3 separate regions of the Homo sapiens genome follow, and regions 1 and 3 are each linked to region 2. A link is a loop called in an ENCODE intact Hi-C map of the cell type or tissue named here. Cell type or tissue: B cell. All regions are shown on one strand. Links, peaks and the distances in the headings refer to the core of each region. The heading gives the core; the rest is flanking DNA. Region 1 has its middle 19 kb from the start of CTBP1-DT. Region 2 holds the start of SPON2 (spondin 2). Region 3 overlaps UVSSA (UV stimulated scaffold protein A).

Region 1 (10,763 bases), core at 2,609-7,608, 100 kb before region 2:
GACACATGCAGAACCCCCACCCAACAGCAAAACCCACTGAAGCCAAATAGACACATCCAGAACCCCCACCCAATAGCAAAACCCAATGAAACCAAATAGACACATCCAGAACCCACACCCTACAGCAAAACCCAATGAAACCTAATAGACACATCCAGAACCCCAGCCCAACAACAAAACCCAGTGAAACCTAATAGACACATCCAGAACCCCCGCCCAACAGTAAAACCCAATGAAACCTAATAGACACATCCAGAACCCCCACCCAACAGCAAACCCCAATGAAACCTAATAGATACATCCAGAATCCCCACCCAACAACAAAACCCAATGAAACCTGATAGACACATCCAGAACTCCCACCCAACAGCAAAACCCAATGAAACCTGATAGACATATGCAGAACCCCCATCCAACAACAAAACCCACTGAAACCTGATAGACACATCCAGAACCCCCACCCAACATCAAAACCCACTGAAACCTAATAGATACATCCAGAATCCCCACCCAACATCAAAACCCACTGAAACCTAATAGACACATCCAGAACCCCCGCCCAACAGCAAAACCCACTGAAACCTAATAGACACATCCAGAATCCCCAAACAACAGCAAAACCCACTGAACCCTAATAGACACATCCAGAACCCCCACCCAACAGCAAAACCCACTGAAACCTAATAGACACATCCAGAACCCCCAACCAAGAGCAAAACCCAATGAAACCTGATAGACACATCCAGAACCCCTGCCCAACAAAACCCAATGAAACCTAATAGACACATGCAGAACCCCTGCCCAACAGCAAAACCCACTGAAACCTAATAGACACATCCAGAACCCCCACCCAACAGCAAAACCCAATGAAACATAATAGACACAAGCAGAACCCCCAACCAAGAGCAAAACCCAATGAAACCTGATAGACACATCCAGAACCCCTGCCCAACAAAACCCAATGAAACCTAATAGACACATGCAGAACCCCTGCCCAACAGCAAAACCCACTGAAACCTAATAGACACATCCAGAATCCCCACCCAACAAAACCCAATGAAACCTAATAGACACATGCAGAACCCCTGCCCAACAGCAAAACCCACTGAAACCTAATAGACACATCCAGAACCCCACCCAACAGCAAAACCCACTGAAACCTAACAGACATACTCAGAGCCCCCACCCAACAGCAAAACCCACTGACACCTAATAGACACATCCAGAACCCCCACCCAACAGCAAAACCCAATGAAACCTAATAGACACATCCAGAACCCCCACCCAACAGTAAAACCCACTGAAACCTAATAGACACATCCAGAACCCCCACCCAACAGCAAACCCAATGATACCTGATAGACACATCCAGAACCTCCGCCCAACAACAAAACCCAAGTGTGCACAGGACATGCTCCAGGATAGACCATATATTAGCCACAAGTTAGGCCTGAGTAGATTAAAAAGGATCGATATCTGTGATGGTTGACACTGAGTGTGAACTTGATTGAAGGATGCAGGGTGTTAATCCTGGGTGTGTCTGTGAGGGTGTTACCAAAGGAGATTAGCGTTTGAGTCAGTGGACTTGGGAAGGCAGACTCACTCTTAATCTGGTGGGCACAATCTAATCAACTGCCAGCAAATATAAGGCAAGCAGAGAAACATGAAAGGTTGAGACTGGCCTAGCCTCACAGCCTACATCTTTCTCTGTGCTGGATGCTTCCTGCCCTCGAACATCAGACTCCAAATTCTCCAGTTTTGGGACTCGAACTGGCTCTCCTTGCTCCTCAGCTTACAGATGGCCTATTGTGGGACCTTGTGATTGTGTAAGTTAATACTTAATAAACTCCCCTAATATAGCCTATTAGTTCTGTCCCTCTAAGAGAACCCTGACTAATACAGTATCATACAAAAGAATCTCTCTGACCATCACAGTATGAGGTTAGAAATCAGTACCAGAAGGAAAATTGAAAAATTTACAAAGTTATGGAAATTATTTTAAATAAGACTCTCTTAAACAACCAGTTGGTCAAAGAAGAAATTGCAAGGGAAATGAGAACATAATTAGAGATACATGAAAATAAAAACACAATATACCAAAATTTAGGGAATGCAGTAAAAGCAACACTCAGAGGGAAGCTGATAGCTATCAATGCCTATGTTAAAAAGAAGAGTACAAAGACTGGGAACCAACCCAAAAGCCCATCAGTTATAGACTGGATAAAGAAAATGTGGCTTGTGGCCGGGCACAGTGGCTCACGCCTGTAATCCCAGCACTTTGGGAGGCCGAGGCGGGTGGATCACGAGGTCAGGAGATCGAGATCATCCTGGCTAACACGGTGAAACCCCATCTCTACTAAAAATACAAAAAAAAAATTAGCTGGGCATGGTGGCGGGCACCTGTAATCTCAGGTACTTGGGAAGCTGAGGCAGAAGAATCACTTGAACCTGGGAGGTGGAGCTTGCAGTGAGCCAACATTGCGCCACTGCACTCCAGCCTGGGCGACAGAGCGAGACTCTGTCTCAAAAAAAAAAAAAAGAAAAGAAAAGAAAAAAAAAGAAAATGTGGCACATATACACCATGGAATACTATGCAGCCATAAAAAAGGATGAGTTCATGTCCTTTACAGGGACATGGATGAAGCTGGAAGCCATAATTCTCAGCAAACTAACACAGGAACAGAAAACCAAACACCGCATGTTCTCACTCATAAGTGAGAGTTGAACAGTGAGAACACATGGACACAGGGAGGGGAACATCACACAGCAGGGCCCATCGGGGGTGGGGAGCAAGGGGAGGGAGAGCATCAGGAGAAATACCTAATGCATGAGGGGCTTAAAACCTAGATGACGGGTTGATCGGTACAGCAAACCACCATGGCACATGTATAGCTATGTAACAAACCTGCACATTCTGCACATGTATCTCAGAACATAAAGTAAAATAAAAATAAAAATTTAAATTTAAAAAAAGAAACAATAACAACAACAAAAAAGAAGAATGATCTCAAATTAATAACCTAACTTACATCTTAAGGAACTAGAAAAAGAAGAGCAAACTAAACCCAAAGCTAGCAGAAGCAGGGAAATAATAATTAGCAGAAGCAAGAAAATAATAGAGAAGAGATAGAGAAAATACAGGCCAGGTGTGGTGGCTCATACCTGTAATTCCAGCACTTTGGGAAGCCAAGGTGGGAGGATCGCTTGAGCCCAAGGAGTTTGAGATCAGCCTAGCCAACATGGTGAAACAGGGTGTGGTGGCATGTGCCTATAGTCCCAGCTACTTGGGAGACTGGAGGTGGGAGGATCACTTGAGCCTGGGAGGTCGAGGCTGTAGTGAGCCATGATTGCACCACTGCACTGAGGCCTGGGTGACAGAGAGAGACCCTGTCTCAAAAAAAGAAAAAAAATAGAGGAAATTAATAAAACCAAAAGTTGATTTTTTAAAAAATATCAATACAATTGATAAACCTTTGCGTAGACTGACAAAGAACAAAAAGAGAAGACACAAATAAAAACCAGAAGTGAAACCAGATGTGAAAATGGCCTTATAGAAATAAAAAGGATTATTAGAGAATATGTCAACAATTGTATTCTAACAAATTAGATAACATAGGAGAAATGAACAAATTCCTTAAAACACACATTAACCTAAATGGACTCAAGAAAAAGTAAAAAATCCCAACAGACCTATAACATGTAAAGAGATTAAATCAGTGATTTGTTTTAAATTACTCATTAACCTTCCAGCACAGAAAAGTCCTGGGCCATATGGCTTCACAGGTTAGTTCAACTAAACATTTAAAGGAAAATTAATACCAGTTCTTCTCAAATGTTTCCAAATAGTTGAACAGGAGGAACACTTCCTAACTCATTCTATGCAGCCAGCATTACCCTAATACTGAAACAAGATAAAGACATTCATGGAAAAGAAAAGTACAGACCAATACCACTTACAAATACAGATGCAAAATCCTCAGCAAAATATTAGCAGATTGAATGCAACAGCATCTTAAAAGGATTGTTCATCTACTCATCATGACCAAGTTAAATTTATCTAGGAATGCAAGGATGGTTCAACATGAGAAAATCAATCAATGTAATACACCACATTAATAGAATTAAGGGAAAAAAATCCACATAATTATCTCAATTTACACAGAAAAAGTATTTGACAAAATCTAATACCTTCCATGATTTAAGAAAGAAAAGCTCAGAAAACTAAGAATGGAAACAAAATTTCTCAACATGATAAAGGGTATTATGAGAAACCCATAGCTGGGCAGGCATGGTGGCTCATGCCTGTAATCCCAGCACTTTGGGAAGCTGAGTTGGGATGAACACTTGAGCCGAGGAGTTCAAGACCAGACTGGGCAACATAGTGAAGGCTCGTCTCTCAACAAAAAAATATTTAAAAATTTGCTGGGCATGGCAGTACACACCTGTGGTCCCAGCTACTTGGGAGGCTGAGGTGGGAAGATCACTTGAGACCAAGAGGTGGAGGTAGCAATGAGCCAAGATTGTGCCATTGCACTCCAGCTGGGACTACGAGCAAGATTCTGTCTCCAAAAACAAAAACAAAACATGGCTGTGGGTGGTGGCTCATGCCTGTAATCCCAGCACTTTGGGAGGCTGAGGCAGGCGGATCACCTGAGGTCAGGAGTTCGAGACCAGCCTGACCAACATGGAGAAGCTCAGTCTCTACTAAAAATACAAAAAATTAGCCGGGTGTGGTGGTGCATGCCTGTAATCCCAGCTACTTGGGAGGCTGAGGCAGGAGAATCGCTTGAACTCAGGAGGCGGAGGTTGCAGTAAGCCGAGATCGCACCCATTGCACTCCAGCCTGGGCTACAAGAGTGAAACTCCGTCTCAAACACACACACACACACACACACAGAGCTAACATCATACTCAGTTGTGAAAGACTGAAAGCTTTTCCCCTAAGGTCAGGAACAAGGCTCTCACCACTACTATTCAACAGCATACTGGAAGTTGTACCAATGCTATAGACTATGGGCGGCAAGCCACCCAGGTGCCGAGGCAAGAGACCAAGGGCACGAGCTGTTCCAGTGTAATAAAATACATAAATAACAAAAGTTATACTAAATATAGATCATAGATATAATTATATATGAATATCATTAATCATTAGTTTGTAGCAATTACTCTTTATTCCAATATTATAATAATCCTTGCTCTACAATTACAACCTAGGAAAAACCAGGCCATACAGAGATAGGAGCTGAAGGGGCACGGTGAGAAGTGACCAGAAGAGTATGAGCCCTCTGTCACTCCCAGACAGGGCCACTAGAGGGCTCCTTGGTCTAGCGGTAACGCCAGCATCTGGGAAGATGCCCATTACCAAGCAGACCATGGTCTAGCTGTAGCATCAGTGCCAAGGAAAAGCACCCGCTACTTAGCAGACTGGGAAAGGGAGTCTCCCTTTTCCCAGGGGAGTTTAGAGAAGACTCTGTTCCACCACCTCTTGTGGAGGGCCTGACATCAGTTAGGCCCGCCCGCAGTTATCTGGAGGCCTAACCATCTCCCTGTGATGCTGTGCTTCAGCGGTCACGCTCCTGTTTCACTTTCATGTTCCACTCTGTACACCTGGCTCCGCCCTCTAGACAGCAGTAGCAAAATTAGTGAAAGTATTAAAGTCTTTGATCTTTCTAAAAAGAGCATAGAAAAAATAATGACCTAAGCTGTCCTCTCTCTCTCCGCTTTGGCTACCTAACAGGGAAGGGCCCCCTGTCCAGTGGACACATGACTCACATGACCTTATCAATCATTGGCGATGACACACTCTTTACTCTTTTGCTTTGTATCCAATAAATAACAGCACAGCCAGGCATTCGGGGCCACTACCGGTCTCCACGTCTTGGTGGTAGTGGTCCCCCGAGCCCAGCTGTCTTTTCTTCTATCTTTTTGTCTTGTGTCTTTATTTCTACAATCTCTTGTCTCCACACATGGGGAGAAAAACCCACAGACCCTGTAGGGCTGGCCCCTACATAGACAAAAAAAGAAATGAAAAACACCCAAATGGATGGGAAGTGGTAAAACGATCTCTATTTGAAGATGACATAATCCTACATATAGAAAATCCAAAAGAACCCACAAGAAGGTACAATAGCTCATAAACAAATTCAGCAAAGTTACAAGATCAACACATCAAGACCAACACGCAAAATTCATTTGTTTCTGTGCATCAGTATTGAACAATTCAAACAGGAAATTAAGTAAACAATGCCATTTACAACAAGATCTAAAAGAATTAAATACTCAGAAATAAGTCTAACCAAGGAGGTGAAAGACTCGTATGCTGAAAATAGAAAAGATTGCTAAAAGAAATTAAAGAACACCTAAATAAATGGAAAGACATCCCATATTCATGGATAGGAAGACTTAATATTGTTAAGATGTCAATACTACCCAAAGTGATCTACAGATTCAACACAATGCCTATCAAAATTCCAACAGCCCTGTTCAAAGAAATAAAAGTAGATTCTCAAGTGTATATGGAATTGCAAGGGACTCCCAACAGCTTAAATATGAGGAATTTAAGGCCTTTTAAACAACAGGAATATTTATTTAAGATCATGCCTAAGTCTTCTCAGGGAATCTTCTGGAGAGGGAACTTTCCAGGGACGCCTTGGATCCTCATGATGTTGGTGCTTGGTGTGGTCTGGGAGGGCCTAAGTGTTCTCAGGGAATCTTCTGGAGATGGAACTTTCCAGAGATGCCTTGGATCCTTCTTCTGGAGAAGGAACTTTCCAGGGATGCCTTGGATCCTTATGACGTTGGTTCTTCATGTGGTCTGGGAGGGCCTAAGTGTTCTCAGGGTATCTTCTGGAGATAGAACTTTCCAGAGATTCCTTGGATCCTCATGATGTTGGTGCTTGGTGTGGTCCAGGAGGTCACTAGAAGGGAAGTGGTCCTTCTATTCTCATCCTCTTGATTTTTAGATTATGTCTTGTCAACATTAACAGATGTGACTGAAAAGGCAACTTTACTCAGAATTCTGTGCAAATGTCACAGAAGCTATCACTTTATCGTGAAGGATGTAAATTCAGGGTTTTTCATTGTTGTTGGTGGTGGGGTGTGTGTGTGTGTGTGTATAGGTGTGTTTAGAATCAGGGTCTTGCTCTGTTGCCCGGGCTGGAGTGCTGTGATGCACTCTTAGCTCACTATAACTTTGAACTCCTGGGCTCAAGTGATCCTCCTACCTCAGCCTCCCTAGTAGCTAAGACTATAGGCATGCCCACTACACCAGGCTAATTTTTAAAATTTTTTTTTTAGAGGCAAGGTCTCGTTATGTTCCCCAGGCTGGTCTTGGACTCCTGGCCTCAAGTGATCCTCTATCTCAGCCTCCCAAAGTGCTGGAATTACAGGCATGAGCTATGATGCCTGGCTGCAAATTCAGTTTGATCCCAATGCAGTGTGTTGGGGAACAGAAGACTCAGAGGACTAATGAGGAGTCCAGTATGTAGGATATTGGACCCCCAGGCCCTTTATGGGCCACCATTCCATGTGTGCATAAAATGACAACTTACCATGTTGAAATGTTTTACCGTTACTGCCAAGTGAAGTCTTCACTTTTCAAGATCTCGAGGGAAAGGGACCGGATGTATTTATGTAGCAGGGAGTTCTGGGAAGCATTGGTCCTGGGAGCTATGGCAGGACCAGCAATGACACCACGTGGTGCTCTGTGAGGCCCTGAGGAGAATCCCCTGCTGGTGGGTGGGGGTGGGGGTCGGGGGCTGGGTCTCAGCTCAAGGCCTCCCATTATGCGCGTTCTCCACACGGAAACCTGGCCTCTGTGGTGCAGCTCCTCTGCACAGCTCAGATCTTCGGTGCCACGTCACGGGATCCACAGGTACCCCGGAACCCTGGCCGCAGCTGGACACCTTTAACCTTGGGTGTGGAGGCTTCCTGTGGAGTGGCCAGGTCATCACGCTCAGGGAAGCCTTCCACCACTGGCAGCAGTCTCTGGTCATGTCTGAGACCTGCTATGTCCTATAATTTCTTCTGGCCCCACATGGTCCCCTGTCTGGCAGTGCCCACGTCTTGGCCACCCTGATGCTGGTGGTTCTGGAACTTTCCAGAGGGTTCCAGCTGGTTCTGTTTTAAGGATAGAAACCATCAAAGAACAAAATTTCAGCAAATTGAGTTTTGAGATGGAGTCTTGCTAGGTTGCCAGGGCTCTGGGCTTAAGCGATCCTCCCACCTCAGCCTCCTGAGTAGCTGGGACTACAGGTGTGCACCACACACCCAGCTTAATTGTCTTTTATTAGTAATTCATGAACTGGGCAGCACCCAGCCTGCAAAACAGACAGGAGCTCCTTTGGGCATGGCAGCTGACCAGCCATGACAAGGCAGCTTCAGTAGCAAGGACCATCACAGCACAAGCAGCCCGGCTCTCCTGAGGCTATTTTCCTTGTATGGATTGACTTCCTGATTATGCCGGCTTGGGTTGACTGGGCCCCTTTTGATTGGTTGCCATGAATCTTCTGGTTTTTGGAAAACTGGCCCATTTGGGGATTTCTCGTGGTGTTTTTTGTTTGTTTGTTTGTTTGAGACAGGTTGTTGCTCTGTCACGCAGGCTTCAGGGCAATGGCTCAGTCATGGCTCACGGCAGCCTCCATCTCCTGGGCTCAATGGATCCTCCCACTCCAGCCTCCTGAGTAGCAGGGACCACAGGCGTGTGCCACCACCCTCAGCTAATTTTTTGATTTTTTGTAGAGATGAGATCTCACTGTGTTGTCCAGGCTGGTCTTGAGCTCAAGTGATCCTCCTGCTTTGGCCTCTCAAAGTGCTGGGATTACAGGTGTGAGCCACCATGCCTGGCCTCCTGTGGTTCTTTTTAAAGTTCCAGTTTGATTATGTGCCACGTAGCACGTTTTAGTTTGGTCTGTTGGGGTCTAGTGCAGGAGCTCAGCCCAAATTCAGCTCCCCAGACATTTTATTTAATAGAAGTGGGAGGGTTGGCTGGGCGTGGTGGCTCATGCCTGTAATCCCAGCACTTTGGGAGGCCAAGGCAGACAGATCACTTGAGGTCAGGAGTTCAAGACCAGCCTGGCCAACATGGTGAAACCCCGTCTCTACTAAAAATACAAAACTTAGCCATGTGTGGTGGTGCGTGCCTGTAGTCCCAGCTACTTGGGAGGCTGAGGTAGGAGAATCGCTTGAACTCAGGAGGCGGAGGTTGCAGTGAGCCGAGATCGTGCCATTGTGCTCCAGCCTGGGCAACAAGAGTGAAACTTTACCTCAAAAAAAAAGAAAAAAAACCCACAGATAAGCTCATTCTAAAGTTTGTATGGAAACGCAAAGGAACCAGGATAGCTAAAACAATTTGAAAAAGAATAAAATGGGCCAAGTCCAATGGTTCATGCCTGTAATCCCAGCACTTTGGGAGGCCAAGGTGAGAGGATTGCTTAAGGCCAGTAGTTTCAGACCAGCCTAGGCAACATAGTGACAGTCTGTCTCTACAAAAATAAATTTTAAAAAATTAGGCAGGCATGGTGGTCCACGCCTGTAGTCCTAGGTAGTTGGGAGGCTGAGATGGGAGGATCACTTAAGCCCAGGAGTTTGAGGCTGTGGTGAGCTATGATCGTGCCACTGCACTCCAGCCTGGGTGGCAGAGCAAGACCTTGTCTCTAAAAAATAAAAATAAGAGGCTGGGTGTGGTGGCTCATGCCTGTAATCCCAGCACTTTGAGAGGCCGAGGTGGGCAGATCACAAGGTCAAGAGATTGAGACCATCCTGGCCAACATGGTGAAATCCCGTCTCTACTAAAAATACAAAAAATTAGCTGGGCGTGGTGGTGCACGCCTGTAATCTCAGCTACTCAGGAGGCTGAGGCAGGAGAATTGTTTGAATCTGGGAGGCGGAGGTTGTAGTGAGCTGAGATCGCGCCACAGTACTCCAGCCTGGTGACAGAGTGAGACTCTGCCTAAAAAAAATAAATAAATAAATAGGTAAATAAATAAGAATAAAATGGGAGAAATCAGTATGTCCCATTTCAAGACTTACTCTATATATAACCATAGTAATGAAGGTTATGTGGTATTCATGGAGGAAAAGGCACATTGATCAATGTTACAGAATAGAGTGCCCAGAAGTCGACCCATGCTAGTACAACTAACTGGGTTTTGACAAAGGTGAAAACTTAATCTAATGGAGAGGATAGTCTTTTCAGCAAATGGTCCTGGCGCAATTGGACACCTGTATGCAAAAAACAAACAAACAAACAAAAACACCCAAACAAAAAGCAAAAACACCTTGATTTAAACATCACTTCTTCAACAAAAATTAGCTCAAACTGATCATCGTATAGGTTTAAATGTAAAATTATAAAACTTTTAGAAGGAGACATAGGAGAAAATCTTTAGGACTTAGGGTTTGGCTGAGAGATATTAGACATGACCCTGAAAGTACAACCTATAAAATAAAATGTTTGGTAAATTGGACTTTAGCAAAGTTAAAAACATTTGCTCTGTACAAATCCTGGTAGGAGGATGAAAAAACAAGTTTCATGTTAGGAGAGCATATCTGCAAACCACACATCTGATAAAGGACTTATATCTAGAATATATATACTCAAAACAAACTCAACAGCAAAAAAACCACACCACCCAAATAGTAAATGGGCAAAAGACAAGAAGAATTTTACCAAAGAGAATACAGTCGTCGCTCGGTATCCACGGGCTCTGCATCTGTGGATTCTACCAACCACGGATCCAAAATATTTGAAAAAAAAAATTGTG
Region 2 (9,077 bases), core at 3,358-8,357:
AGACCCTCAGCCCACTCTGACCTCCCTCCAGGAGGGATGGCTTGCAAATGCCCTCTGGCCACAGTGCAGACCGCTAGGCTGTTCTGTGCAGCTTTAGGCCATGCCAGGAAAGAGACTTAAAGCCAGGGCCCCAAAGGCCAGGGATGCCTGCGCCGGGAGCCAGGAGCTTCCCCAGCCACTTCCAGCATGTAGACTGAAGTCAGGCCACGCACAGGGCTCTCCAGGTCACACCCTGCGCAAGAAGGTGTAGCACGCTGGCTCTAATTTCGAGAAGGTGAAAACAAGAGCCCCTCTGCCCCCACGCCCTGAGCTTTCCCGAAAGGCTTGGGGCAAAGAACTCCCCTCAGTGGCACCTAGGGAGGCACCAGGAAGGCGCTTGTTGGAACGGGAGAGAAACGGGGAGAGGGAGGAGGACAGGGGGGAGGGGAGGAGGGGAGGGGAGGAGGGGAGGGGAGGAGGGGAGGGGAGGGGAAGGGAGGGGACAGGGAGGGGAGGGGAGGGATAGGACAGACAGACAAAGAAAGGGGTGCGGCAGCACTGCCAGGGGAAGAGGGTGATCCGACCCGGGGAAGGTCGCTGGGCAGGGCGAGTTGGGAAAGCGGCAGCCCCCGCCGCCCCCGCAGCCCCTTCTCCTCCTTTCTCCCACGTCCTATCTGCCTCTCGCTGGAGGCCAGGCCGTGCAGCATCGAAGACAGGAGGAACTGGAGCCTCATTGGCCGGCCCGGGGCGCCGGCCTCGGGCTTAAATAGGAGCTCCGGGCTCTGGCTGGGACCCGACCGCTGCCGGCCGCGCTCCCGCTGCTCCTGCCGGGTGAGTACTGCGTGCCCCCGGGACACCCAGAGAGGGCCCGGGCCTCCTGCACTTTCCCCGCGGCCCAGAACCTTGTGGCACCTCCAGAGGGACCCCCAGGACTGGCTGCGACCGAGCTTTAAGGGTCTAGTCCCGGGGGCAGCCAGTCGGCCAAGGCCCCGGGTCCCTGCGACGGCGAAGGCATCCCGGAGGCCGCACCCAGACCGGCCCGGCAAGCTGCAGGGACTCGGACTGAAAACCTGCCCGTTACCCCTGGTCGCTCGCAGGCGCACGGGCGATCTAACCCCGCGCCGTCCATTCCGCTGATGGGGGTCTCGGAAGCACCGCAGGAGAGCTTTGCGGAGCAGGGAGGGGGTCGCGGGTGCTCGGGGCCGTCCTCAGAGCCCAAAGTGCCGCAGCCCTCTCGGCTTTCCACCCCGAGGCTGCCACGACGGTGCCAGCGCGCGGCTGCTCCCCTCTGTGCTCCCAGGTGATGGAAAACCCCAGCCCGGCCGCCGCCCTGGGCAAGGCCCTCTGCGCTCTCCTCCTGGCCACTCTCGGCGCCGCCGGCCAGCCTCTTGGGGGAGAGTCCATCTGTTCCGCCAGAGCCCTGGCCAAATACAGCATCACCTTCACGGGCAAGTGGAGCCAGACGGCCTTCCCCAAGCAGTACCCCCTGTTCCGCCCCCCTGCGCAGTGGTCTTCGCTGCTGGGTAAGTACAGCCCCCTCCTCGCCTCCTGCTCCACCAGGAGGGCTGCGGCGCCGGAGCCCCCCGCACAGCTGCACGGCGGCGCTTCCCAGTCTGGGGCGTGCTGACGTCGGGAGACTCTAACACCAGAATGTTTGCCGAGCGCCTGCGGTGTGCGGTTCCGGGGATGCGGTGGGGGCAGGGGGCGCTCACGGGGAGGGCGCAGGTGGGTCGCGGCAGGGGCAGCCACAGGGTGTCACGGTCCGACGTGACTGGGGGCCATGGTTCCCTGCGGGCGGCGGGGAGGGATTTCCTGGGGCGCCCCCTGGAATCCAAGCCCGACCGCAGTGTCTGACCATGGTCCGCGGCGCGGCCGGGTGGTCCTGCAGGGGCCGCGCATAGCTCCGACTACAGCATGTGGAGGAAGAACCAGTACGTCAGTAACGGGCTGCGCGACTTTGCGGAGCGCGGCGAGGCCTGGGCGCTGATGAAGGAGATCGAGGCGGCGGGGGAGGCGCTGCAGAGCGTGCACGCGGTGTTTTCGGCGCCCGCCGTCCCCAGCGGCACCGGGCAGACGTCGGCGGAGCTGGAGGTGCAGCGCAGGCACTCGCTGGTGAGCGCGGGGCCGGCCGGGGGCGGGGTCCGGGGGGCCGGGGCCAGGCGCGCTGAGCCGCTGTCGCCGCAGGTCTCGTTTGTGGTGCGCATCGTGCCCAGCCCCGACTGGTTCGTGGGCGTGGACAGCCTGGACCTGTGCGACGGGGACCGTTGGCGGGAACAGGCGGCGCTGGACCTGTACCCCTACGACGCCGGGACGGACAGCGGCTTCACCTTCTCCTCCCCCAACTTCGCCACCATCCCGCAGGACACGGTGACCGAGGTGAGTGGGCACCCCGCGTGCGCAAGGGCCGCTATGGCCCCCGCGGTGGGGACGGGGCTGGGGCCTGGCTGCACCCTCGCCTCCCAGCCCAGGACAGCCGCTTGCGGCTTTTGTGTGGAAGAGGCTCTGCTTCTAGCGCCAGCAGTGAGCAAGGGGGTGCAGCCCTCCCATACTCTCCCAACCCGGGGTCACAGCACCGCAGGGAGGACAGCGGGACGCGCGTCCCGAGGAGGCTGCCCCTTCCTGGCCTCGGTTTCCAGCCCGTGTTCCGTGGGATGGCTGAGAGGAGTACATGGGACCCTGTCCCCAACAGTGGTGCAGAGGGCACGCTGGACGCTGGGCAGTGGCCCCAGTGAGGCCATACGCATACCAGAAGGTGGGCTTCTCGGACCCCAGGCCAACCTCCTCTTCTTCCTCCCCAGATAACGTCCTCCTCTCCCAGCCACCCGGCCAACTCCTTCTACTACCCGCGGCTGAAGGCCCTGCCTCCCATCGCCAGGGTGACACTGGTGCGGCTGCGACAGAGCCCCAGGGCCTTCATCCCTCCCGCCCCAGTCCTGCCCAGCAGGGACAATGAGATTGTAGACAGCGCCTCAGGTAACGGACATACAGGTCACATGGGACACACAGCAGCCCCGAACCCTGCCACAGGGCGACCACCAAACCCGAACCTAAGGCTCTGAGAAATTCCAAGTAGGGATTCGTAGTGCGTACTGCAAGATGGTGCCTAGAAGATTTAGGATTCTGTTGATTCACACACTGAAGATGTGACTCTTGCACATTATTTGCAGTTGAAAGCATCTTACAGGGCCACAGCCCAGAGGAAAGAATGAAAGGAGGCTCCAGACAGTACCTGAGAGACTCTGTCCTGTCAGACACGCACCCACAGGTGACCTGTGTGTCACAGCTGACAAGGAAGCTTGCTAGGATGGCCCTGTGTGGCCACCGGGTGACAGCTATGCTGCAGGGCACCTGTGGGGGTCTCGGGACCCAGCCACCACACAGCTCGGGGCTCTGCTCACAGGCGCCTTGGCCTGGGGCGGGGCAGGTGCTGATGAGCATTCTCCTAGCTCTTCCAGGCACCTGCTGGACAGGGCAGGCTGGGAACGCTGGGGCCGAGTGGCAGTTCCCTCCCTACTCAGCTGGGTGGCAGCCACTGGCCTCACGGAGCGCCTGTGGTCTGGAGCGCATTGCTGGGTCGTGGGTCAGGGCCTGTTGGCTCTGGGTCTCTGGGTCTCACCTGATATGGGTGTGGGACAGTCAGTGTAGGCCCCAGACAACAGCGGACTTCAGACTTTCCCGAGGAGGAACTGGAGCCCACCAACCTGGCCATGGGCCCCGTCGTCCTCCACCCTCCATGTTGCTGGCTGGAGTTGAGGCAGGTACGGGGCCGCCCCACACCTGCCCCCCAAGCCATGTGGTAGGGACAGATGTCGTCTTGAGGAGCAGCAGTAATTACAAGCTTACTGTCAGCCGTCCCTGGAAGCAAGGGCCAGGTCAGGTCAGACAGGAGGCCGCCTGGCTGGCGGGAACCACTCCCCAGACAGAGACTGTGCCCAGTCCTGGGTCCCTCCTCATTTGGGATGAACTGGGCCTCCCTGTGCCAGCCTCGGTGCTGCCCCTGCCCAGTGCAGGCTTGGGCTCCTCACTCATTTGTCCACGCGGATGCCCCATTCCAAGCAGATGTCCCCGAGCCACTTACCCAACAGGCAGACGTGCCAGCACTGTTCGTGGTGTGCAACTGGTCTGGCGGGAAGAGCCCCTCGTGGGCAGAGGGTCCAGAGAGGTGCGGTTTGCCCCACATTTGGGGGCACTGGGCCACAGTGGGCAGGGGAGCACATGGCCAGTGCCCTGGGCTAGGAGAGGGATAAAGTCAGCTGTGGCCAAGCAGAAGCAGTATTGCAGGGGAAGGGTGGGGAGAGACTGTGCTATGAGCTCTGAGCAGGAGGCAGGACATGGAGAGAAGGGTGGGAGACGGACAGAGCCAGCTGTGCCAGCCGAGGGACCAGAGTGGGCAGTGGGGACGGAGCACAGACCACCGCCCACAAGGGTCTCTCCTGTGACTTCTGGCTTCCCGAGGGCAGAGGCTGGGATGGGCATGTGGCGGCTGGCACCCAGGAGGCTCCGCCAGGTCCACGCCAAGCCAGCCTGGCTCAGCTCTGGCTTCCTGCTCACACGCTGGATGCCTGTCCCCAGGCCTCCTGACAGGGCTCTGCAGCATTGGAGAGGCTTGTGGTGGGGCCCTCGCTGTAGAACAGGCACTGCCAGTGCTCACTGACTCCTCATTGCAGCCAGGGCAGGGGCGCTCCCACCACCTCGGTTTCAGTCAGGAAGCTGGGGGGTGCTGGGATCTGCCAGCAGCTCTGTGTGCTCCCCAGGTGGGCTGCCCGGGGCCCTGGCTCTCTGGCTTCTACACCAGTGCCCCTGCGAAGCCTCAGCGCCCAAGGTCTTTGCAAGCCCTGTTCCTGCATCTCTGGAGAGGGCTGCTCCAGGTGTGGGCCTGGCCAGGGCTTCCAGACCAGTCCAGGCACTGCACCTGCACATTGACCCCCTTCTCCACTCTCTCTCATCCTTCAGTAGCCACAAAGCTGGCAGCAGGGTACTCGCAGATTTGTGAGGAGAGCCGAGCCCTTGCTGACTGTCCTCCCGTGCACGGCAGAGTGAGGCGGGGCTCCTGGCCTCCTTAGGGGCTGCCCGCTCTGGGCCACACAGCCAGAGAAACACTGTCCATCTGGCTGGCTTGGCCTGTGGGGTGCAAAAGAGGTGTTTTCACTTTGCTTTGGAAACATGGAAATTACCAAGTGACTTAACCATAACACCAAATGATGATTTTTAAATTTATGAAAATTATGGAACCAGATGGGACACAGGGAAACGAGAACGATACTGAAAAGGTCTGAGTCCTGTGGGGGGTCCAGGTCCCGCAAGACAGCTAATCAGGTGCCCCTGTCTGTTATTCGGGTAAATGTAGCAGCTGGGTCCAGGCTCGGGCAGAGCAGCTTTCTACAGCAGGGGTGTCCGCCCTCTCCCGGGGTTCCCACGGGGTTCCCAGGGGCCCCTTACTCTGCCACGATGTGGGAGTTCCACCACCACAGGGACTTGAGCGGCAGCTCCGGCTCTTACGTAGAAACGCGCAACTCCAGTCCCTAGGTTGTGTCCGAGGTTGCTATGGTGCCATCCCATCTTGCCGCTCACTCTGCGACTGTGCGGAGAAACGCAAGTGCCCCCGAAGGGTGGGCGTGGCCTCTGATGAATGCACACGTTGGTGGGAGGTGGCTTCCGTTTGTACGAAGCGCCTCTTCACGCGAGCGTTCACCTCGGTCTCCCCTTTGCTTGGTCCAGTTCCAGAAACGCCGCTGGACTGCGAGGTCTCCCTGTGGTCGTCCTGGGGACTGTGCGGAGGCCACTGTGGGAGGCTCGGGACCAAGAGCAGGACTCGCTACGTCCGGGTCCAGCCCGCCAACAACGGGAGCCCCTGCCCCGAGCTCGAAGAAGAGGCTGAGTGCGTCCCTGATAACTGCGTCTAAGACCAGAGCCCCGCAGCCCCTGGGGCCCCCCGGAGCCATGGGGTGTCGGGGGCTCCTGTGCAGGCTCATGCTGCAGGCGGCCGAGGGCACAGGGGGTTTCGCGCTGCTCCTGACCGCGGTGAGGCCGCGCCGACCATCTCTGCACTGAAGGGCCCTCTGGTGGCCGGCACGGGCATTGGGAAACAGCCTCCTCCTTTCCCAACCTTGCTTCTTAGGGGCCCCCGTGTCCCGTCTGCTCTCAGCCTCCTCCTCCTGCAGGATAAAGTCATCCCCAAGGCTCCAGCTACTCTAAATTATGTCTCCTTATAAGTTATTGCTGCTCCAGGAGATTGTCCTTCATCGTCCAGGGGCCTGGCTCCCACGTGGTTGCAGATACCTCAGACCTGGTGCTCTAGGCTGTGCTGAGCCCACTCTCCCGAGGGCGCATCCAAGCGGGGGCCACTTGAGAAGTGAATAAATGGGGCGGTTTCGGAAGCGTCAGTGTTTCCATGTTATGGATCTCTCTGCGTTTGAATAAAGACTATCTCTGTTGCTCACAAATGTCCCTGGCTGTCCCCACACTTGTTCTGGGCCCCGTGCAGTGCAGGGACCCGTGGTGTGCGCTAATTGGGGACACACATTCAGAAGGCGCCTGGTGCTGCCGTCAGGGCCATGAGGCACGTGCTCTGTGTGTGTGTGGGAGGCAGGCCTGAGACCTACAGATCTCCCCACAACAGACGCCACCCCTGGCCCATACAGGATTTCAGAAGACACAGCAAATGGCATGTCAGATGCATCCACAAACCCGGCAGGCACGCGCCTGCCCACAGGACGATCAGAAGCTCAGACAAGGGGCACCTTGAGATCCGGACGAGGCCCCAGAAGCCCTCACTCTGCCCCCTCCTCTGTGGGAGCAGCTTGCATTGCTGCTGTTCATGGGGGGGCCACTGACCACCAAGACCCTCGCAGCCCATCAGGCCACCAGCAGACACCTCCTGAGACCTGAGCTCAGAGGCCCCAACCTCAAAGATGTCCTCAGGGGCTCACTGTAATCTGTCGTGGCCCTTTCTGCAGCAGGGGTCCCCAGGCCTCCCCACCAGTGCCACTCACCTGGTGGAACCCCAGGGCCCTCTCAGTGCCTGGGCGGGAGCTCTGTGTGGTTTGAGGATGGAGATGCTTGGGGGATGGCTGCTTCTTCAGTCCTCTCCCAGTGACTGGAAGGTGGGGGCTCACTTCTCTCACCGAGGCCTGGTAGACGACCCTTCCTCGTAACTGTCTAAGGCCCTCCAGCCCTGATGCTTCTAGAACCAGACCCCAGGCCCAGCTCCCACCACCCTGCACGCCATCCCCGCCCACCATCCTTGAAAACAATGAACTAAGCCCAAGCTCACGGGCGCATGAGCTCTGAGGTGACGTGGAGATCTGAAAAACCCCTGGCTTAAAGTTTTCTTAAGGTTCCTGGGACTGACAATGCCAGGAGGCCCCTGAAAGAATGGCCGTAAATCCTGTGTAGAGATCACACTGTGTACTTGGAACTCAAGAGGATCCCCAGGAACATGAACCCACAATCAGAACCCATAAAACGCACAGAACACCAGCCTTGATGCTCCTGAGTCAGAGCACATGGCAAACTCCACGGTCAGAGCCACCGGGCCGCTGGGGCTGGCATGACCAGGAGAAGATGCTGACCGAGTTAACCTCGCCAGGAGCTCTAAACTCAAAGACACCAGAGCAGCACAATGGGGTGGTGCATTGAAGCCTCGACAGACGGACACAACACTCCAGTCAAAGGGCAGAGACTGCAAGAGCAGACTCACAGAACCATGCGCTACTGTGGAGCCTGTGAAGTCCTGTAGGATCACTGAAAGGCTGGGGAAGGGGTTGTGGTGCAGACTCCTGCAGACACCTGGATCCACCTGCCCTCCCTCCTGGAGCATGGAGCTGGGGGTCCCTGGGGTAGGACAGGCGTCACTTTGGGGCCAGAACATTTACTGCCCAGGTGAGAGGCTATTGTGCTTTCCTGGCCTCAGGGACCCCAGGGCATGTGTTGACGTGGGTGCCATCACTGAAGTCTCTGGGGCCCCAGGGCATGTGTTGATGTGGGTGCCATCACAGAAGTCTCCAGGGCCCCAGGGCATGTGTTGACGTGGGTGCCATCACAGAAGTCTCTGGGGCCCCAGGGCATGTGTTGACGTGGGTGCCATCACAGAAGTCTCTGGGGCCCCCACGCCACTAGGACGGCCACTGTTGTGCTGAGGCATTGAGATTTGAAGGAGACCAATGGGGAACGCCATCCGGTAATGGAATGCTGTGTGAGGAATCCCACAGGGGCCGCCTGGCCGGAGGGTGGATCAGACAGGACCTATGTGGCTGCCCTCTCCTGAATGAGGTGGGGAGCACGGGAAGGCGCAGAGTGCAGAAACAGCACTGCATCAGTGGCCGCCATCTTGACAGCAGTGAGTAGTGGGTATAGACAGGAAAATGGAGAGGAGAAGCCCCTGCAATAGTCCCAAAAGAGAGAGGTTTGGGCCTCAGAGACACCCGTGGACATGGGAAGAAATGGATGAGTCTGGGTTTGTTTTGATGAAAACGCAACGTGAATACTTACAGACCTGCGTTTAACATGCCTCCCAGAGATACCCAAGCAGTTGACCCCATCCCAGTTTCAGGAAGGCCTTGTCCCAACTGGGTCAGCATGGGGAGCCAGGGGGGCAGTGAGCAAGTGAGGGCAAGTTCACACCTGAGGGACCCATTCGTGGTCTGTAGCCCCCTGCACACTGTGCTGCCACAGGTGGACGGGGGGCACCTGGGCCAGAAGGAGGGGCTCCACAACTACACTGAGACTGCATGCCCCTCATATTAGTGGGATGTGGATACGCTGGGCTCCAGGGTGCTGCTGGGCCTACAGGGTGAGGGTTGGTCCAGCCCACTGTGCTGAGAAGTGGTCGGCAGTCCACAGTGTCCGAGCCATAGGAGGATAATCATGGAATGGCCCACTGTGCTCAGCAACAACACACAGGCCATGGGGACTGGGGCTGAGGGGTCTGTGGCACTGGGGGAGGAAGACAAAGGGTAGAACATGGAGAAGCGATGGGCAGGGAGTTCCTGGCAAAGATGGTAGGCTGAGGAACTGAGCACTGACACCTAACTCCACTCCCACCATACTCCATTGGAGCTGTAGAAGAGGGTGTGTGGATGGCACAATCCAGACGCCTA
Region 3 (5,000 bases), core at 1-5,000, 180 kb before region 2:
CAGCTGAGACCCGAGGATCAGTTCTCCCAGCAGCTTCCCAGCCCGGCTGCCTCCTGGCCCTGGTGAAGGGACACCTGCTGTGCCTGCTTCCAAAGAAGAAGGTTCCTCAAAGAGAGCGATTTGAAGCCACACACATACGCAAAGGGCCCCAGCCTCCACTCACACCCCAGGGGGGCAGCAGGGGGCTTGGGAGGAAGCTGGGGCTGGGGGGCGGGGGCGGCTATGTCTCTGCAATCCTCACCCACCCAGGCTGCAGTGCCAAGGCTGCCCGTGGCCATTTCTGGAACACATTTTCCTCCCAGCAAGGGCCGGTGCTACCTGACCCCTCATGGCGACACGGGACCCTGACAGGCCTGTGAGCTGACGGGATGCCCACACAGCCTGCCCAGGGATCCAGTCACTTGGAGGTCAGGCCTGTGCTCCCTCATCCTTTGAGGACCGCAACAGCCTCACGACCCCACCTCACCCCAATCCTGTGGGTCCTTACTCTGCCCACAGCCTCACTGAGGTGGGGGCTGCCATGAGCTCTTAGAAGTGTCCCTGTGGCCACAGAGGCCTGGCATGGGTGGGGGGAGCCCAGTGCAGAGGCCACACAGAAAGGAAAAACCTGGTGGTGACCCCTGACCTAGCTCCCCAGGGGAGGCCCCTGCATCCCCAGGCTCCTGGGCCGGGTGCCAGTGAGGGAGGAGCCTACCCGGGAGCCGGGGCAGGGTGGCGCCACAGAGACCCCGCGAAGGCAGTTACCTGAGCAGAGCTCCACATCCAGCGTGTACTTGTGCGAGCCCAGCCCGTGGCTCCGCACAAACTCCTCGAGGTCGCTGTCCTCGTCCTCATCTGAGGGGTCACCTGTGGCTGTCTGGGATGGCTGTGCCCCGCCGCCCGCTCTGGGGTGGCCTGCAGAGGCAGGCAGGTCTCTACTGCAGCAGGGCTGCTCCCCGTCCCGGGGGTCAGGGGTGCCAGACCGGCAGGGGCCCACCTGGCCCGCGCAGGAGGAGCGAAGGGCATCGGACATGCCAGAAGCCATGCCAAGGGATTCCGTCTCCGGGTTCGGGTCAAAGTCAAAAGGCACCAGCAGCCTAAAGCAGCTCTCTACCTCCGTCAAGCAGGATTCAATTTCTCCAGACATTTCTGCCGGAAGATCAAGACACCTGTTTGCTGCGCTATGTGGAGCAAAAGCACCAGCCCACTCAAAACCACACTCAGAGGCCCACTCCCCGCAGGGTGTCACTTTTCAGCACCAGGTGGAATGCAGTGGTGCAATCACAGCTCACCCCAGCCTCGACCTTCCAGGCTCAGGTAGTGCAGCCGCCTCAGCCTCCTGATTAGCTGGGACTACAGACACGTGATGCCATGCTCAACTAACTTTTCTGTAGAAACAGGGTCCTGCTATGTTGCCCAGGCTGGCTTTAAACTCCTGGACTCAGGCGATCCGCCTGCCCTGGCCTCCCAAAGTGCCGGGATGACAGGCATGAGTCACCGCGCCCAGTCGTGTGCTGCACTTTTTAACCGCTTACTAGAGCACCCAGCTCAGCAGCTGGGCCTGCAAGGCAATCTCTGTGTACCTCTGGGTAGCAAGCACGAGTGCGCAGGGGAGGTCAGCCCACCTGCACTTCCCAGGACACGGCTGCACCTCTTCCCTAGGGCAACAAAACAGCCTCGTTCATGCCACACCTCCCGGGCCGGAGCAGCTTTCCTCCTGGCAGCCTCCTCATTGTCTGGGCACCCAGCTGCCTGCCTTGTGAGCTGCCCTGAGGCCTGCGTTTCCAGTGGCCTGTGGCAGGTCCCACACCTGGGACCACAGTCTGTCAGGAGAAGGATCTGGGGTACATGTAGTCTGAAGACACAGGGCCGTGCCTCCGCCCACATCAGGAGGTGTCTCAGGAGGGCCGTGGCACCCCCTCCTCACACTCTCGTGGTGCCCCTCACAAGAAAGGCTGACTGCCGAGAAGCAAACAGTGAAGTTTTGGGGAAGGGGCTGGCAAGGGCAAGACAGCCACAAAATAAACAGGTGGCAGGGCCTTCAGCCAGGCTGGGGCTCAGACCACTGCCCACAGGCACACCTGTGCCTGGCATCTCTGCCCAGAGGTCCGCGCAGCGAACGGGCGTGGATGAATGTGACCACCAGAGGGCGCGGGAGAGGCATGGACAGCCTGGGAGGCCTACGGCTAAGAACGCCTTCCGGCCCGACCTGAATCCTCTCCACCTAGCCTGTCTCAAAACCTGGGTTCCTTGCGGCTGGGGCCCTGGGACCAGGAGGATGAACTGCTGGACCACGGGCAACCCTCAGAGGCGTGGGCCCCTCCCTCCGTCCTGGACACTTGCCTTGCATCTCCCTCTCCGCCTGGCTGGCTCTTTCTTGATAAATTTTATCCAAGTGCTTCTGCTTCTCCTCTTCTCTCTTCCTTTCTGCCAGACTCCGAGCATTCGTGTCTTGAAAATCCACCTGAGCAATTGAAAATAAAGACTAGGGGACAGGCGCGGTGGCTCACGCCTGTAATCCCAGCACTTTGGGAGGCTGAGGCAGGCAGATCACGAGGTCAGGAGATCGAGACCATCCTGGCTAACACGGTGAAACCCCATCTCTACTAAAAATACAAAAAAAAAATTAGCCAGGCGAGGTGGCGGGCGCCTGTAGTCCCAGCTACTTGGGAGATTGAGGCAGGAGAATGGTGTGAACCCGGGAGGCGGAGCTTGCAGTGAGCCAAGATCGCACCACTGCACTCCAGCCTGGGCGACAGAGCGAGACTCTGTCTCAAAGAAAAAAAAAAAAAGAAAGAAAATAAAGACTAGGGCTGGCCCAGCACAGTGGCTCATGCCTGTCACCCCAGCACTTTGGGAGGCCGAAGCAGGTGGGTCACAAGGTCAGGAGATTGAGACCATCCTGGCTAACACGGTGAAATCCCATCTCTACTAAAAATACAAAAATTAGCCGGGCGTGGTGGGGGGTGCTTGTAGTCCCAGCTACTTGGGAGGCTGAGGCAGGAGAATGGCGTGAACCCGGGAGGTGGAGCTTGCAGTGAGCTGAGATCGCACCACTGCACTCCAACCTGGGCAACAAAGCAATACTCCATCTTAAAAACAAAAAATAGCCAGGTGTGGTGGCGTGTGCCTGTAGTCCCAGCTACTTGGGAGGCTGAGGCAGGAGGATCACTTGGACCAGGGAGGCGGAGGTTGCAGTGAGCCGAGATCGCGCCACTGCACTCTAGCCTGGGTGACAAACCAAGACCCTGTCTCAAAAACAACATCATCAACAACAACAACAAAAACTAGAGCTATCTATACAGAATGTGAGGAAGATAAAGCTCAAGTAGGCCTAACAAAAGACAGCACCCATGCGTGGCCAAGAGCCCTATGCGTCTGTAAGTTCACAGTAGTTTTTTTTTTTTTTTTTAAGAGACAACGGTCTTGCTGTGTTACCAAGGCTGGACTCAAACTCCCAGGACCAGGTGATCCACCAGCCTCGGCTTCCAGAGTCAGTGGGACTGTGGGTGTGCACCCTCACACCCAGGTGTTCACAGTGCATTACAACAAAACACAATGCACGTCTCTCTGCTGTCTGAGCCCGGGAAAGCCAGCACGTCTGCTAACTTAAAAGAGGTGACGAGACTTCTCACCCCAAGTACCTCACAGGTAGGAGAGCAGTGTGCTTGTTCCATTAGCAGGCAGAGGCTGCTGACTGGACCCAGGAGTCTGAAACAAACCCTGAGCATGAACCCTGGGAGACAGGGCACTCCAAGGGCACACAGGGAAGCCAGCAGGGCTGGGTCATTGCACTGGGGAGGACTGAGCCTTCGTGGCAGGTGGGGTAAGGGGCACGGTAGGGTCTGGGCAATGAGGCTGGGTTCAGGCCACAGTGGCAGATCCTGGTGGGTTTCATCATGCCAGGCACCAGCCCGAGCCCATAGTAGGGTGCGGGTGGAGCCTTAAAGTGCAAGGTTGGGACAGGTCCCAGAGTCCAGGGGCCACTGTCACAGAAAACGTTGCATCTGAAAAGTTGGATTTGGCTTTTCCTTTGTCTCCTACACGCACATAAAAAATGACACATGCAGCCTCAGCTCCACCCACACATAAAGCTTATGCTCTTCCTCTCAGAGCTGCGCCGCCCCTCTCAGGGAGGCCGTGACCCTAGATGCTGCCCTCTTTCCCACACCCCACAGATGGTCTGGCAGCCTGGGTGTTCAGGCAAGGCCAAGCAGGCCCCTGCTGTGCTAGGTTCAACAGGAGGCGCATCTTCACCCTGGTATCGTCTGCCCTCCTCACGTCAGGTAACCAGTCTCTGAAAAAATGGGCCAGGCCCACCTACCTTTTTGTTGTGTCTTAAGAAGTGGTAGCCCAAGGCAAGCTTCTTGTAGGCCTCCCCAAACTTCTCATTCCACCCTTCCACGGCCCGGGTGGTCGCCTGCCTCAGCCTCTGTGCCGCCTCCCTGGGGGGCGGCAGAGGCTGTGCGGGGTCTGTGCCCAGCGTGAGCTCCAGGAACTCCTGGAAGTTGGAAACAACCAGCATCCGGAACTGGTGAGACCTGACGAAGAGTTCCTCCACAATCTGGAAGGCTGAGAGACGGATCTCGGCGTGCTCCTGGGTCAGCTGTGCTATCAGCAGGCGGTAGGCGCGGCTCAGCTGCTCCTCTGAAGACCTGGGGATGCGAGCTGGCCTGACCCAACTGCCCCACACGCAGAGGATGGGCGGGGGGAGACTCTCCGTGCATGGATGCCGCACGCACGTGTGGCAGGGACCACCACTGCCTTCCCATCTTCATTCTCCCCTTTTCTAGAGCAGGGTCTGCAAACTACTGCCCAAGGGCCACATCTACCTCCCCAGCCCCTGCCTGTTTCTGTGTGGCCCACAAGCCAAGAATGTCAATACAAACAAAAAATACTTGGTGAAATGTGAAAATCATATACACTTCAAATGTCGGTGTTCATTCACAAAGTGTCATTGGAACGTCGCCCATCTATCCACCTACATCATCTACAGCTGTGTTCACAACTGAGGCATTACA

Evidence for each region. Hi-C counts contacts between places; a loop is a spot of excess contacts. Peaks named below come from ENCODE experiments on the same cell type or tissue, not always from the same donor. Only the 100,000 strongest peaks of a DNase experiment are listed, where the experiment ranks them.
Region 1: it touches region 2 in a loop (17-fold over the local background); 62 of 110 quality-filtered maps call a loop at or near these places.
Region 3: it touches region 2 in a loop (14-fold over the local background); 48 of 110 quality-filtered maps call a loop at or near these places.

What each region holds. Positions count from the first base shown.
Region 1 is chr4:1,262,695-1,273,457 of GRCh38, reverse strand. No RefSeq gene overlaps it. Among named protein-coding and RNA genes, the nearest start is that of CTBP1-DT, 19 kb to the right of the region's middle. RefSeq lists an enhancer at 5,500-5,629. In B cell, for the core only: CTCF peaks have their summits at 5,107 and 5,308 (motif pointing right); DNase peaks (open chromatin) are centred at 3,525, 5,327 and 5,617; H3K4me3 peaks cover 848 bases; H3K27ac peaks cover 3,379 bases.
Region 2 is chr4:1,164,277-1,173,353 of GRCh38, reverse strand. It overlaps SPON2 (spondin 2), which reads left to right and starts at 771. Exons shown (of 6, transcript NM_012445.4): 1 at 771-810; 2 at 1,280-1,502; 3 at 1,868-2,091; 4 at 2,164-2,355; 5 at 2,778-2,952; 6 at 5,698-6,422. The coding sequence starts at 1,283. The coding sequence ends at 5,882. All of the region lies in intron 1 of LOC124900647 (nascent polypeptide-associated complex subunit alpha, muscle-specific form-like), which reads right to left. RefSeq lists enhancers at 158-875, 876-1,591, 6,044-6,293 and a silencer at 5,934-6,217. In B cell, for the core only: CTCF peaks have their summits at 5,800 and 6,004 (motif pointing left); DNase peaks (open chromatin) are centred at 4,097, 4,713, 5,583, 6,003 and 1 weaker place; H3K4me3 peaks cover 1,333 bases; H3K27ac peaks cover 1,046 bases.
Region 3 is chr4:1,349,158-1,354,157 of GRCh38, reverse strand. It overlaps UVSSA (UV stimulated scaffold protein A), which reads right to left. Exons shown (of 14, transcript NM_020894.4): 3 at 4,304-4,634; 4 at 2,323-2,443; 5 at 745-1,128. Among named protein-coding and RNA genes, the nearest start is that of UVSSA, 4.4 kb to the right of the region's middle. RefSeq lists a silencer at 3,039-3,207. In B cell, for the core only: CTCF peaks have their summits at 1,913 and 2,113 (motif pointing right); DNase peaks (open chromatin) are centred at 1,662 and 2,137.